2 separate regions of the Mus musculus genome follow, and region 2 is linked to region 1. Evidence: chromatin contacts called from ENCODE Hi-C or POLR2A ChIA-PET data. All regions are on one chromosome and are shown on one strand. Each heading gives the region's core, a stretch centred on a gene start or an enhancer-like site at or near the end of the contact. The rest is flanking DNA. Distances are from core to core; before and after follow the strand shown. Region 1 holds the start of Nckap5los (a long non-coding RNA gene). Region 2 holds the start of Bcdin3d (BCDIN3 domain containing).

The links. A loop is a pair of places that touch in the nucleus more often than their neighbours do. ChIA-PET counts read pairs that join two places held with the same protein, here RNA polymerase II (POLR2A).
Region 2: a loop to region 1 is called in a map of left cerebral cortex, with 9 times the contacts of the local background. The contact joins the promoter of Bcdin3d here to the promoter of Nckap5los in region 1. A Hi-C loop is called at or near these places in 32 of 37 maps with a recorded cell type or tissue (CH12.LX, CH12F3, Patski and 11 more). POLR2A ChIA-PET finds 5 or more read pairs at or near these places in 5 of 5 experiments (Patski and embryonic stem cell).

What each region holds. Positions count from the first base shown.
Region 1 is chr15:99,430,155-99,437,425 of GRCm38, forward strand. It overlaps Nckap5los (a long non-coding RNA gene), which reads left to right and starts at 2,658. Exons shown (of 5, transcript XR_003951477.1): 1 at 2,658-2,700; 2 at 2,843-4,563; 3 at 5,015-5,177; 4 at 5,894-6,247. Nckap5l (NCK-associated protein 5-like) reads right to left here. Exons shown (of 13, transcript NM_001001884.1): 2 at 5,873-5,933; 3 at 3,886-4,035; 4 at 3,416-3,484; 5 at 3,291-3,329; 6 at 2,551-2,670. The coding sequence starts at 3,996.
Region 2 is chr15:99,471,509-99,478,779 of GRCm38, forward strand. It overlaps Bcdin3d (BCDIN3 domain containing), which reads right to left and starts at 3,222. Exons shown (of 2, transcript NM_029236.2): 1 at 2,948-3,222. The coding sequence starts at 3,184.

The sequences.
Region 1 (7,271 bases), core at 1,408-3,907:
TGTAGCCCAGGCTACCTACTTTGGAGCAGACTCTCTTGGTCCTTGAGAGTTCTTCTTGCATGTTGAATGGGGATGAATCAGCTTTAACCCTTCACTCACCTCGTTGCTGCCCCCCTCCCCCCCATTCCCAGCCTTAAAATCCCTGTAGCATCTAGGCCTTGCCCTTGGCCATCTGCAGCCCAGAGCTGCACTCCTGGCCTGACAGTGCTTGGTATTCCAATCCCCTTGACCCCATTCAGTGGCTTTTAGTCTTGCACAAGGAAGCTAAGGTGACCTTTTCCTAAAGTGCTTCTGTGCTGTGAGGCCTCTTCCCCTGGCCACCGTAGATCCTCTCCCCCCACTGTAGATCCTCTCCCCCCACCGTAGATCCTCTCCCCCCACGGGCTGTGGATCCCTCAAGCAGCTCCTGCCCCTCCTCCTCCTCACTTCCTGTCTCGCATCCTTCATCTACCCAAGCTGAAAGTGTGCCACCCTCTGGGTGCTCCTTCCATGGGGACTTCCTTCTCCGCAGCCATCTACAGACTCTTTGTCAGACTCCTTTCCACCCGGCACACAGGTCCAATGTCATTTCCTTGCAGGAACTTCCTTAAGTCTGTGTGAACATTGTGCATGCGTGTGCATACGTGCATGCATGCACACACACATTCACACTCTTGAACACTGCTCCTCAGGAGTCACCTGCCTTGTTTCTTAGAAGCAGGGCTCAACACGGGGACCTGGGGCTCACAGAGTGGGCTCAGCTGGCTGGCCAGTGAACCACAGGGACCTCCCTGCCTCCACCTCAGAGCCTGGATCGTAAGCACAGAGTATCATGTCCAGCTTTTGACATGGGGTGCTGGGGAACTACGCACAAGCCCTAACGTTTGCATGACAAGTCCCTTACCACTGAGCAAGCCGACCCCCAGGCCTCCCAGTCCTCCAAGGGCTAGCTGCCCCTATCCTGTACCCTTGGACAAGCAGAGCTGCCACACTTGACTCTAGCATGGCTGTCCATGGGCTGCCTCTAAGCAGTCTCAGCCGTCCAGAAACACACCCTGCACAGGATGTAACACCCACAGGGCCTTGAGATCGGTTCCTCAGGCCTTGGCAAAGGCATGGCTTCCAAGGGAAGCTTAATTAGTGTCTGCGCAATGGGGCTTTCAACCCAGCGAAGCTCACCCTGGGAGTCACGTTAATACTACTAAACCGCTGCCATTCGCCGACTGTCAGCGAGCAGAGCACCATATATTACCTCATTTAATCCTCGCAAGGATGTGTAATGCCAGTGTTTTTGTGCCATTTGTAAGGGAAAAACCTAACATTTATATAGTTTGATACTTTGCCCAAGGCCACACTTAGCTAAAAAGCAGTTCAGTTAGAAACCCAACCCCAGTTTACTTGAGGCCAACATTTAACGCTTGTAATTTTCCATTGCATCATGGGAACTTGGGTGAGAGATTGACTGGACCGACCCTCGGTGATCCCACAGTCCATTCAGGTTTTTGAAAAAGTGACTGTGGGTGGTTCACTGGGTGGGGGAAGGCTGGTGACAGCTAGGCCTCAGGGGTCCCTGCAGAGGCACAACAGCTGCAGGGGCAACTGCGGACTATCCATTGCTGCCCGAGATTCAGTTCACGGGGAATCAGATACCAGGCTGGATCATTTGGACAAACACACATGTTCAGACAGACATGGCTCAGCTCCACGCTGATAAAGCTGCTTTCATTGTCAAAATGGGGGCAGGGGCTGGCTGCCCTCAGAGGCAACCTGCTATTCTCCTTGACTTCCAGACCACTCTTATCTCTGTATCTTCTTCCATCCTTGAGGCTCCTGACAGAGTGACATCCATGACAACTGATCCCAGGACTCATACCCCGAGCCAGCGCCCCACCCCCACCCCCACACTGTTCCCAGGGCAGGCAGGGTCCAGCCTGCCAATAGAAACCAGTGCCTGTGAAGTTCAAACCCAGTATGTGCAGCCACCCATATCCAGTGAACGGGGTGAAGTGCCGTTCTTGTCCTCTCTGTGACACGCAGCTCTGGGCTCCTTATGCTTAGCCCTGCCCTGGCCCTGGCCAGGAAGAAGCCACGTCAGTGGCCACAGGGGCCTCTAGGGAACTGGAAATAACTGCATTTGCAGCCTCCACCCGACCGACTCCCCACACAGGGCAGGGTGAATCTCAACTTTCTCTTATATGAAGGGGTACACTAGGAGTGAGGGCCATGCTTCTCATCTTAGTACTTGGGTAGCTGAGGCAGGAGGACTGCCTGAGTGTAAGTCCAGCCAGGGATGCAGAGTGAGACCCTGTCCTCCCCCTCCTCCTCCTTCAACAACAACAACTGAAGATACTGTCTGCCTGAGTAGGGAGACCCTGGGAATGGCGTTGACAGATGAGTCTATAGGGACTCGGGAAGTTTTCTTTCAGCTAAAATGCAAGTCTGTTAGTCCAAGTATACCTTCACCGCAAGGTCACAGGCCCTGTGTTAAGGACAGCGGACACCCTGCTCCTATGAGGTGAACAGAAGAGCAAGCTGATGCTGACGGGGCCCACAGGAAAATGATCTGCCCACCTGAGGGAGGGAGTTGGCCGTGAGCTGTAGTTTCTGCTGCAGTAGTGCACTCAACACCTGATTCTGCCGCTCCAGGTCAAACACCCTCTTCTTCAGTTTGATACACTCTTCCCGCAGGTCCTGTCCACCCAGGAAGGACAGGAAGCAAAGGTGAGGAGGCAGGAGAGGGACAGCGACTTCCCGCCCCCGCCAGCTGTGCTCACACCTACAGCCTCTGGGGATGAGCTCTCAAGGTTTGCTACCCTAATGAACTACGGTAAAGGCCAGTCTGTCATTTCCACCATTTCTGCAGCTGGCTTCCTCCCTCCTAGAAGCCATGTCAAAAGGGAGGGGCATCTAAGGCGTGGGAGAACCCTGACGTCTAAGTGGCCCGCATCACAGCGATCTGAAGAAAACACTTCAAGGCCATAGAGGCTCATGACGTTGGTAGTGTTTTGAAGGCGATAGAGAAATCAGCTGGGCTCCAGGTAAGAGAAGGCATTCTAGTCCAAATCAAAGTTCCCATGGTTCAGAGACCTGGCCTTAACAACTCACTCTGCTTCCTGGTAGAGAATAACGGGCCAATCAGAGGTAGTGGCATGGGCCAAGTGGGCCAATAGGGAGCTCCTCCTAGGCTACTCCGTGGTGGTAGAGACTTAGTTGAGCAGGTCTCTGGAGTCCCAGGGCTGTACCTCCTGTGTATACCCTGGGTCTATCCTGCAGCAGTTAGGTGGGTGTGAGACAGTCCTGAATCCACTCACCTTCTGGTTCAGTAGAGCCTGTACCACGTGGTTGGCAACCTGGGGACACAAAGTCCGGGAGCTGAGCTGGCGTTTTGCCCACCCACCCCTGTCCCCAGCCCTGTCCTTCGGCAAACCCCACAGACCTCATCCAGACAGCGTTCGTAAGTCTCCCGCTGGTTCTCATTGGCCTGCGCAAGCGCCGAGTTCTCTGCCTGTAGGGTGAGGTGGAAAGGGGAATCATTGAGGCTCATTTGTACCCTGGGAGCGAGGGTGGCAGAGTGGACAGGCTTTGCCCTGTCCATCAAACTCCTGGACCAGGGTTATCTGACCGTTTTACCTAGTAGCCTCTATGGATATCACTGTCCTTGGAACCAGTAGGGTCGTAAAGGTGGGGTGGGGGTGGGGAAGAGACACTCGTGGCATAGGACAGCTACGTACTCTTCACTGTCGCCCGAGCTGGAGAGTGAAGAGGAACCGGGGCTTCCCAGGGGAGCTTTAATAAAGAACCAACCGTCCAGCCCTCTCCTGCCTGGCAAGCCTTCTCCACACTGAGCTCAGCGGTGGGCAGCCCTGACTCCCCATGCCCCGCCCTGCCCTGCCTGCCACCGCGTACCTCCAGCTCCCGAAGTCGGTGCAGAAGCTCCTGGCAGGTGCTGAGCTCCATGCTGTCGTCCTCACCAGCCGATGCCCTCAGCTTTCCGGTGCCTCCGGCCGGCTGGTCCATGACCTTGGGAGTCAGGCTCTGGGAATGAGGCCTGGCAGGCTACTCCCAGGCAGACCAGGAACAGGCAAGGAGAGAAGGCAGGAGGAGGGTGACAAAACTCTCTAGTGACCTCTGCTATACTGGTGATAATGCAACAGCTCAAGGTTAGGCTGGGTGACTCTTGTTTATTCTTCCCATCCTGAGGCCGAGACTGTGCCTATAGGAACCCCAGCGCTCACACACACCCTGCATGGGGGCCTAGAGCCCGAATTTTTTACTGGTCAACCAGCTGCCCTGTGACTCAACGTCCCTGTTTAGAAAGTAACACCAACTTCAACTAATGTCACTCACTGTTGACACGTAAAACTTAAGTCTGCCAAGGGATATTTGTTTATTTATTTATACAAGACAGGGTTCCACTGTGTAACAAGTCCTGGCTGTCCTGGACTCACTCTGTAGACCAGTCTGGCCTTGAATTCACAGAGATCCCTCTACCTCCGTCTCCTGAGGACTGAAAGTGTGCAGCAACCACGCCAGGCACCAAGGGTATTTGAAAAGTAAAGATGGGCTCAACCTACGGCTCAGCAGGTAAGAGGGCTGCCTGCTCTTCCCGAGGATCCAGGTTCAATTCCCAGCACCCACACCACAGATATGCTTTGTCTCCTCTTGGACATACCATGAAGCATCCTTTGTGCCTCCCACACTCCCTCTTCTGGCTCCAAATGATCCAGGCACTCTGAGAGGGCTTAAAACACTGCCGCCGAGGTCCCAGTGGGCCAGGGGGCTTTGCACACTCTCTGCTGGTGCCTCTTGATGCCACCTGCCTCACAGCACGGCCAGGTCTTTCTATTGTTCCACAGGCTCTCGAGCTCTATTTGTGCTTGGTGTGCTGTTCTCAGCAGTTCTATAATGGTCCCCTCCACCCACCCCCTACCCCCCAACCCCCCGACCAAGGCTATCAGCTTCTCAGCACAGGGCACAGGGCACAGTACTCACTTCCCTGACCAAACTCACTCTTCCTGTGTAATCTGCCATGCAGGACACACACTGAAGACCAGAGACTATTCTACCCTGAACACACAGGAGCACAGCAGGGCTCTGACTGGCACTGCGCTGTGCCTTTCCTATCAACGAGGCTCCTGCCGTTGCTGTTGGCTTGAAATGACAAGTCTTCATCTTTCATCTGAGACCCTTTGTGTTACGTATGTCTCAGCTTGAATCTGAAATGTCCCCCACGAGCTCATCTTCCACCCCCACCCTGCCCTTTCTCCCATTGCTCTGGCCTGCTTGCTCTGGGCCCTGCTTGATTCACCCCCACTCCCACCCGCTCACTCCAGGCCCCCTCAGGCTCATCTTGAGCCCATGTTCCCTGAGCAGCAGTCTTTAGGACCTTCGGAGGATATAGCTCGGTCTCTAAGCTCCCGGCTGGCCGCTTCCTGACCAGTAGTTGCTAACAGTTTTTACCTCAGACTTTTGCCACTACAGATGAAGCCACTTTAACACTGTCTTCCTTGCCAAGAGCAAAAAAAAAAAAAAAAAAAAAAAAAAAAGTCTGGCTTTAAAAAAAAAAAACAAAAAACAAAACAAAACAAAAAAAAACCCCACAACGTTATTTCCGTCAGGTATTTTGGGCACGGTGACACAAGAACAATGACTACATCGCAATGTGGAACCTTTGTGCCGAGGGGGGCATGCCTCTTAGCCTCCACCAAGGGCCTCTCTGCTTCGTCCTTCCCAGTTAAAGGCCCCATAAAAGAGAATTAGAAATTGTGGATCAGAGAAGGGGAAGTCTCTCTCAGCACCTAACCCTCACTCCTCCGCTGTGAGACACAGTGTGGCCTCTCTCAGCCCCAGCTCCTTCCCCAGTCCCAGCACGCACAGGCCCCGGGTCCCTCACCAGGTCTCTGTTCCTCACCAGGCTGGCTCGTTCACTCTGGCAGCCAGATGGGTCACCTCACCTGTAAAGGACAGAGGAACGGTGTTGCGGCATTCCCTCAGTGCATGGTAGGTCTGGAGTAAGCCCAGAGCCCTGCCGTTTTACTTTCAAAGCTTCTACCTAACGGACAAGGGAGACAACATCAGGGAGAGAGCGCTAAGCGCTGACAGCAGGCAGAGGACCGCACGGGGTTGAGAGGAAACCCCCGAAAGGAAGAGCAACGAGCCAGTGGCAGCCTTTAAATCCGTTCAACCTTCCCAGTTTTTGTCTGGTGACATGGTTCCGCTTGCCCCACAGAGGTCTCCAGATTCCAGCCAGACGTCATTTGCCTCCCAGGTGAGACTTCAGTGCCCTTCCAAACCCACAGTGCCTCTAATTTTCTCATCACAGGAGGAGATAAATGCTATAATCAATGCTTGCATTTAGAGCAAATTAAGGAATAGTAACTCTAGCAAACACGGAATCTACCCTGTGTGCGTTTAGTGTCAGAAGGCTTTTCTGTGCCCCTGCATTAATGTCTCTAACCATGCTGGCCGGGGTTACCAGCGTTCTCAGGGTAAAGGACCTTGCTGCAATCCCACGGCTGGTTCACACCGCACACTGGGACAGGTGTGGATGCCCCCTGCTCTGTGGCCTCAGCTGTACACATCCAAGCCTTACCATTAGCTACATCCGACAGCTTATGTGCAAGCTCTGCCCACCCCTGAGGCCACGGTAGGCGGAGCCTGATGTATGGAACCCCAGATCTTTACAGCTGGCCAGACTTGGGTTAAGACCCTGACTCGGGAGAATTAACTTTCCTGGCTTGAGAAACGGGTAAGATTACTCAGTGCAAAGGGCAGGCGGAGGACACACTGAAGTAATAGTGTTTAGCCTGAGCTCACTGGACACTTTTGATTAGTACAAAGCTTGCGGTGGTCTTGGGTTCATAGTGAACCTGAGTTCCAGACCCCCCACACTGGAGTCTTAGGTGCAGGGCATCTACATGTCTTAGGCACTGCCTAGCCTGGCCTGCTCTGACCTCTGAGGACCTTCCCTTTCAGGCCTCTACCCTGTCAGCACAGGGCAAGCCCAGTCTCTTCAAACACTCAAAAGGAGTCAGCTAGAAGTTCTGAGGCCAGGGAAACAGGCAAAGGAGAGAAGCCTTGCTAGTGTGTGTGTGTATGTGTGTGTGTGTGTGTGTGTGTGTGTGTGTGAGTGCCAGGGGCCTGACGTTATGGCATGCCAGGCAAACATTCTGCCACTGATGTCTTCCTTCTTGGTGTATGTATGCATTCCATAGTGGGTACGGGCCTCTGAAAGCAGAAAAGGAAGAACTATGTAATATATATATTTTTGAGACATGGTTTCTGTGTAGCCC
Region 2 (7,271 bases), core at 1,972-4,471, 42 kb after region 1:
GGGCAGTGTTTCCCAGCTTAAACAATATATTGGCATATTCTATTCATTATCCCTTTCTGGGTGTCTCATATCCAAAGGAAAGTACTCCGGAAGTGTGAGTGGTGTCCCTCGTCGGGAAGCTGGGGAATAAAGCAGTACCTGGTAAAAACCTGTTTTCTCGGAGTCGGCAAAGTCTGGGCTCTAGGAAGCTCTCACCCGGCCTTGCCTCTACCGTGTGAGCTTGCACCGCCTCCTGAAACCGCCTCTGCCTTTGAAGCCACCACTCTTAAAAGTCTCTGTGAGTCTTTCTAGCCGGGAGTGTGATGATCTGATCTGGCCACCCATCTTAGCACGCTTCTGACTCTCAAACGAGACACCACCTCTTCCCTCTAACTGTAACTAATTCAAACACGTGGTTTTGTGCAGTCTCTGTCACCTCTGCAACTTCTCACGCGGGTGAAGAACACACATGGCGGGAACCACTCGGCTGTTCAAGTGTGAACGAGTCATTCATTCATGGCAACGGGGTATTAGCAATAACAGCATAAAACTGAGGAGCTTGGCTTGATACACCCAAGTAGTGGTGGCACACGCCTTTAATCCCAGCACTTGGGAGGCAGAGGCAGGCGGATTTCTGAGTTCGAGGCCAGCCTGGTCTACAGAGTGAGTTCCAGGACTACACAGACAAACTCTGTCTCAAAAAACAACAACAAAAAAAAAAACCAAAAACTTTCAAAGACATACTGCTGAAGAGGAAAATCAAGTAGATGGCAAGTTTCCTCCTTTTTTGTTTTTTGTTTTTGTTTTTTAAATAAGTCTATGTAGACCAGACTGGTCTCTTAACAGTTTGGGATCTCCCAGCTTCAGCCTCCCAAATGCTGGTATTACTGTCAGACAAGTTTTCCTTTATACAAAATCCCAAAGTGGGAAAATTAAACCATATTGTTTAGGGTTAGAAAATGAGTAAGATTTAAAAAAATAAAAATAAATTTAAAAAATAAATTTAAAAATAAATTTAAAAAGAAAATGAGAATTATATAAACAAAAGCAAGACAATAACAGGCTAACTGTTGCCTGTGGGTGAAAGGGGCTTTTAAAATAGGAAACGACATATAAAGGTTTTTGGGGGCTGACGATGAGAGTGATCACAACGGTGTTTGCCTTATAACTTGTACAGTACAGACTTATGTTTTATGTACTTTCATGAAAGTATGGAATAATTCACATTAAACTCCACATTTTAAAAATTATGGATCAAGGTTATTTACTTAGTTAGCTAAAGTCACATGGACACTAATAATAAGACTTCGGCTACATAAAGTTCCTTTTATTCAAACCAGGCTTTTCTAACTATTTTTAAAAATTATCTTTTGTATGTGTATGCATGAGTCTTAGTGCTTACACATGCTAATATGTGTACGGATGCCCAGAGGGGCCAGAAGAGGACTTCTGCTCTGCTGAAATTAGAGTTCCAGGTGGTTGTGAGCTGCCCTCAAGGATGCTGGGAATGGAACTTAGGTCCTCTGAAAGAACAGCGCTCTGAAGAATGGAGCTGAGTTCCTAGAACCCCTTCTAACTTAACAATACACAAGTTACCTCCGGGGTCATCTTAAAATACAGATGCTGGCTAAGTAGACGGGGGTGGGGGTGGGGTAGGCTGAGATTCTGTGTGTCTAACAAACTGCACAGTCACACTAACTTTGTTCAAAGTCACAGTTGAAGGCACAAGGACCCACACCACGCCACTAAATTTCCTCCTACCCTGATTTGCTTCCCTCCTATCGGACTCTGTTTTTGAGGCCGGCATGGTCTCCATATTGAGGGCAGAGAGAACTTGTGTAAAACAAAAATGAGTGGATAAATGCGTAAATAAATAAATGTTCAAAAGTAAACTTGAGAACAACTGCCTTAGTCAATTGCAACCGTGTCCTTTCTACTGTGGCTCTGTATATACTGTTTACAATTTTAAAATCTTTTTTTTAAAAATGTTTTTCTTTTCTGTTTTTCTGCTGGTTTCCTATACCACGGTGACACGTTTACAGGGACACACACCCAGCTGGTTACTGTAGTCTATAACCAAAAGCTCTCCTCAACTGAGACCCTCAAAGGTCTTCACCACCCACCAATGTCTCTTTTTTGTCGTTTTTGGAAACATGGTCTTAGTAGCCTAGGCTAGCTTCAGACTTGTGGGAATGCTTGTCTTCTGAGAGCTAGAATTACACGTGGGCAAAAGGTCTATCCCTGGACTCTGGTGATGGAATGTGGAGCGAATGGCGGAGGGTCCTAACCATTTGTAATGTTGGATAAAACTGCCCGCTTCACTGGGACATCCACTAACTAGCTACAAATAGGCGAGACTGTTATTTCCTTATTTTTGCTGCGGTTTGACTCTAATCATTACATGTCTGAAAACACTCTGCGGTGGGAAAGGTGGTTAAGGCTTCCTCCTCTGGCCGGATGATCTATTTTCTTTCTTGATCCCTCTCTACTGTTCACCGTTGTACTCTGTTAGCACAAGTAAATAAGGATCTGGCTCCAGGTCTGTCTTGCACTGTATATCTACAGCCTTAAGTTTCAGCCGTGATTACGTCACCCTGGCTCTTATCTTTTAGGAATCAGGATTCCCAGATTTTTTGGGGGGGGGAAGGGAAGGGGATCCCCGTTCCCCAGCCAAGAAGACCAGCAAAGCAAGAGAGGAGGCAAACGCCGGAAGTCCAGATCAGACGGTCCTCCTCCCCAGCGGTCTGGCGGGAATTTTTGGAATGAGTTGTGGATTGCTCAAAATTCCTCACTCGGCCGTGGGGCCCCAAAGGGAGGGCTGGGACGTGCACGTGTCTGTCAAGGCTATACTTTAAAAGCCCACTCTGGGCTTTGAGTTTTGATGCCACGCCCAGGCCAGCACCACGGAGGACGCGGAGGCTGACCATCGCTGGGCTCCCGGCGCTCCGATCCCTGCCGCGTCACTCACCCCGGAGTTACACCCCACGTCGAGCCCTAGGATCGGCCTCTTCTCGGGACCCTCGGGAGGGAAGAGCTGCCGAAGAAGCTCCGGGGGCAGAAGGCGGAGCCTTTGCTCGGGAGGGTGGAAGCGGGAATAATGAGGGAAATTTCCGAACGGGGCGGCCCCGGGTTCCAGAGCCCCCGGATGCTCTTCCTCCACAGCCTCTCCAACGCCCCCTCTTGACAATGTCCCGTCTGCGGCCATCACGCTCTGTCCCTCGGTTGGGGCGGAACCGGAAGTCTGGAGCCCGCGGAGGGAGGGGGCGAGCGCAGCGCCAGCGCGCATGCGCCTAGGGTAGAGGTCTGAAAGAAGGTGAGTTTAGGTAGGTGAGAAGACCCCAGTGCCTAGTCGGGGCTTTCGGTATCCTATTGGAGGCCGTGATCGTCCCCTCTTACTTAACGGACTTGCCCAACTTGAGTTGAACCTTGGGCCACTGACCAAAGCAAGGAGTTTGTGGGGGTCTTGAAAGTGAAGTTGGTCCAAGTTTCTTTCTTTTCAGATACACAAAGTGAGCTGTAAGGAAGGGGGATTCCTTGTCTGGGGAGTATGTGTGTGTGTGGGGCCTGTGACGGGGTCACACAACAATGCACTGACACAGGAACTTGAGCCTGGTTTAGAAAACGTAGCTGGAAGCTCTAGAACACTTAAGGTGCCACAAGGGGACCGACAGACATAGTAACTATAGACTTCATTCCAGAGGATGGAGTTGCTACATTGATACTTTTCAGCTGTGAACCTCCTATATTTATCATAAATCCTGGCGCACGGTTGTTCAGTAAATACTTGTTGAATGAAAACTGTACAAGATGCAAGTGACTAAGCCGTATCTGTTTGGGGGAAGAAAGAAAATGGGAGAACAGAGTTAAATTGAAAGAGATGTGTTGAGATAAACTTAAGACCAAAAGTGGGCCGAACTCTGTAAAAATGGTTCAATCAGGAAATGCTTGCTGGGTAAGCTCGTGGACCTGAGTTCGGATCCCAAACACCCACATAAAAAGCAGGGTGTAATGGTGTATGCCTGTAATCCCAGACTAGCAGATCTCTGAAGTTTGCCGGCTAGCCAGCCTAGCTGCGTTGGTGTGTGCTCCAGGCCCACTGAGAGATTCTGTCTCAAAAGATAAGGTGGGAAATGATCGAAGAAGATGCCTGCCATCCGCCTCTGGACTCTACACACGTGTACACACGCTAGGAAATAGTAATACTTTAAAAGCTTTTTAAATGTGGTCTGGGGTGGGGAAAGCTGGTGAGGAGAGAGACTGAGGAGTCAGCCTCCCTTAGTCTCTGTTCTATTGCTGTGGAGAGACAGGTAACCATGGCAACTCATTAAAAAAATAATTGGAGGCTTGCTACAGTTTCAGAGGTTTAGTCCATTATCATCATGGTGGGAAGCAGTAGCTGAGAGCTAGACCCTGATCCATAGGCAAAAAGAGAGTCCAGGCTTAGCCTGGGCTTCTGAAACCTCAAAACCCACCTCAGGTGACAAACTTCCTCCTACAAGGCCACACCTCCTAATCCTTTCAAAGAGTCCCACCCTCTGGTGACTATTCAGACATATGAGCCTATGGGGGCCATTTTTATTCAAACCACCACATGGCCTAAGCAGTAAGTTCGGTTTAGAGGTAAGGAGAGCCCAGCCTGTTAGAATCAACCCATGGCACTGTGTTCTGACCAGCCCATTTTATGGAGACCTCCCAGCTTACTAAGCCAAAAATTTGCTAAACTTTATAAGAGACTGAAGCATCTATACAAGGACCGACAGGGTTCCAACAGGTCTCTAGGGACACCACCCCCCCCCCCCACCTCCACAAATGTGTTTTGGCTTAACTTTTTGACAAGATCGTGCAGTAGTCCTGGTTGTTCTTGGACTTCCTATGTAGCAGAGAATGGCTTTGAACTCTTGATCTTCCTGCCTCCACCTCCCACATGATAGGATTATAATAGGTAATATAGGTCATGTCCAACTGAAAAGAAAGGTCCTATTTTTTTCTTCCCAAGTTTTACTTTTATATTTTGATCTCTGCTTGATTTGTTTCAATTTTTTTCTTTTCTTTTTCATTCTTCTTCCCCACCCCATTCAAGACAGGGTCTCTCTGTGTAGCCCAGGCTGTCCCGGAACTTGCTCTGTAACAGGGTTTCTCTGTGTAGCCCTGGCTGTCCCGGAACTTGCTCTGTAACAGGGTCTCTCTGTGTAGCCCTGGCTGTCCCGGAACTTGCTCTGTAACAGGGTTTCTCTGTGTAGCCCTGGCTGTCCTGGAACTTGCTCTGTAGACCAGGCTGGCCTCAAGCTCACAGAGCTCTGCCTGCTTCTGCCTCCTGCGTTCTGGGGTTAAAGGTGTGCGCCACCACCCAGCTTTGCTTGTTTCCCTGCACTCGTTCTGAACCAAGGGCAGAATTCCCCACATGGGTCAGACAAAATCTGTACCCTCTTCTATCTTTAAACAATTAAACCAAACTTAAGTAAAAGGGTTGGGGATATAGCTTAGGGGTGAGCATAGCTCACCAATTATTAGACCCTGGGTGTTCAGCGCACACATGCGGATACACACACACACACACACACACACACACAGTGCTATTATAATTATATGTGCTATACTGTCAATAGGATAAACTTGCTTTCATTGACGTCAGTATGCAAGGGAACTCTCTGTTAATAACTTTACGTGGCTGGCGATTGGAAAATGTTTCTTCAGACCAGATTCTGGCTTTGTGTATGCTAAAACCTTGACTCTTCTTCACTCCCACAGACTTCCAGTCCTAGGTGCTGTTGGACACGTTTAATGCTCTAATCTGACCTAGATGTGTACATACAGGCCACAGCCCCAGGTGATTCACATGATGGGTGGATACGAATACACAGGAAAGTGTTTCTACACACGTGCACTGAGTAGTGACTGCGCCTGTGACTAGATGCTGTGTTAACAGCCCTGTGGAGGGCATTTCCAATCCGGCTGACCTTCATTGGATGCTGGGAACACCCATGGCCACTACTGTGCCATCCAACTCTGGGAGACACTTGAGCGAGGGGTAAGAGCTGCCGTAACCAGCTACCACAAAACAGCGCTTTCTGAAATCTTATAAAACCCAGTGGGTTTTGGAGCATCGCTGGACTCCTGGAAGGTTCTCAGATGATACAAACTTCGAAGCTTGAGCTTCACTAGCCACACAGGAATCCTGTTTTGCCCTTCACGGGACACACACTGAGCACCGTTTAGATGAAGCAGCACCTCTCACTCTCTTGGTGGGAGTGTGAGGGATCACCACCATAAAGGAAAACTGTGTAGAGGTTGCTCAAAATGTTAGGAATGGGGCCAATGAGAGGGTTCAGCAAGTATTGAGGTGCTTGCCTCTGAGCCCAGTCAACTCAGTTTGAGCCCCAGGACCAACATGGTGTGGGAGGAGAGATCTAACTGCACAGGTTGTCTCTGACTTGCACACACAGGCTGTGACACACACATGCACACATGCACATACGTTTTCAAAAAAAGGTAATTTTTTAAATAGTTTAAAAATAGAATTCTCAGTCTGATGTGGTGGTCTACACTTTTTAATCCCAACACTAGGGAGTCAGAGGCAGGAGGAAATCTGTGAGTTTGAGGTCAGCCTGGTCTTCAGACTGAGTTCCAGTGCAGCCAGGACTACATAGTGAGATCCTGTCTTAAAATAAATAATAATATAATTCTCATCCAGGTGAGGTGCTTCATAAATCCCAGCATGGTGGTCACTGTGAGTGTGAGGCCAGTGTGGGCAAGATAGCAGGACTCTGTCACAAACAGGAAGTAGAACCACCGTGTTGCATATGTATATCTACATATCTACATATCTACATATAGATATATGGGAATCAGAATGTTAAAGAGACATCGTGTGTGGGAGGGGAGGGTGTTGGTGGTGGTAGTGGTGGTGGCGCACGCCTTTAATCCCAGCATTTGGGAGGCAGAGGCAGGCAGATTTCTGAGTTCGAGGCCAGCCTGATCTGCAAAGTGAGTTCCAGGACAGCCAGGGCTACACAGAGAAACCCTGTCTCGAAAAAAAAAAAAAAAAAAAAGACATCTGCACTCTCATATTTACTGCAGCAGTGTTTTTATATATGCATATATATTAAAATATATAAATAGCAAAATATATATAGCAAAATTTATATGGTGAAATATACATAGTAAAATATATATAGTGAAACACACACACATATAAAATGCCATATACACACACACACACACACACACATATATATATATATATGTATATATATATATATATATATACACACACATACATATACACATACATA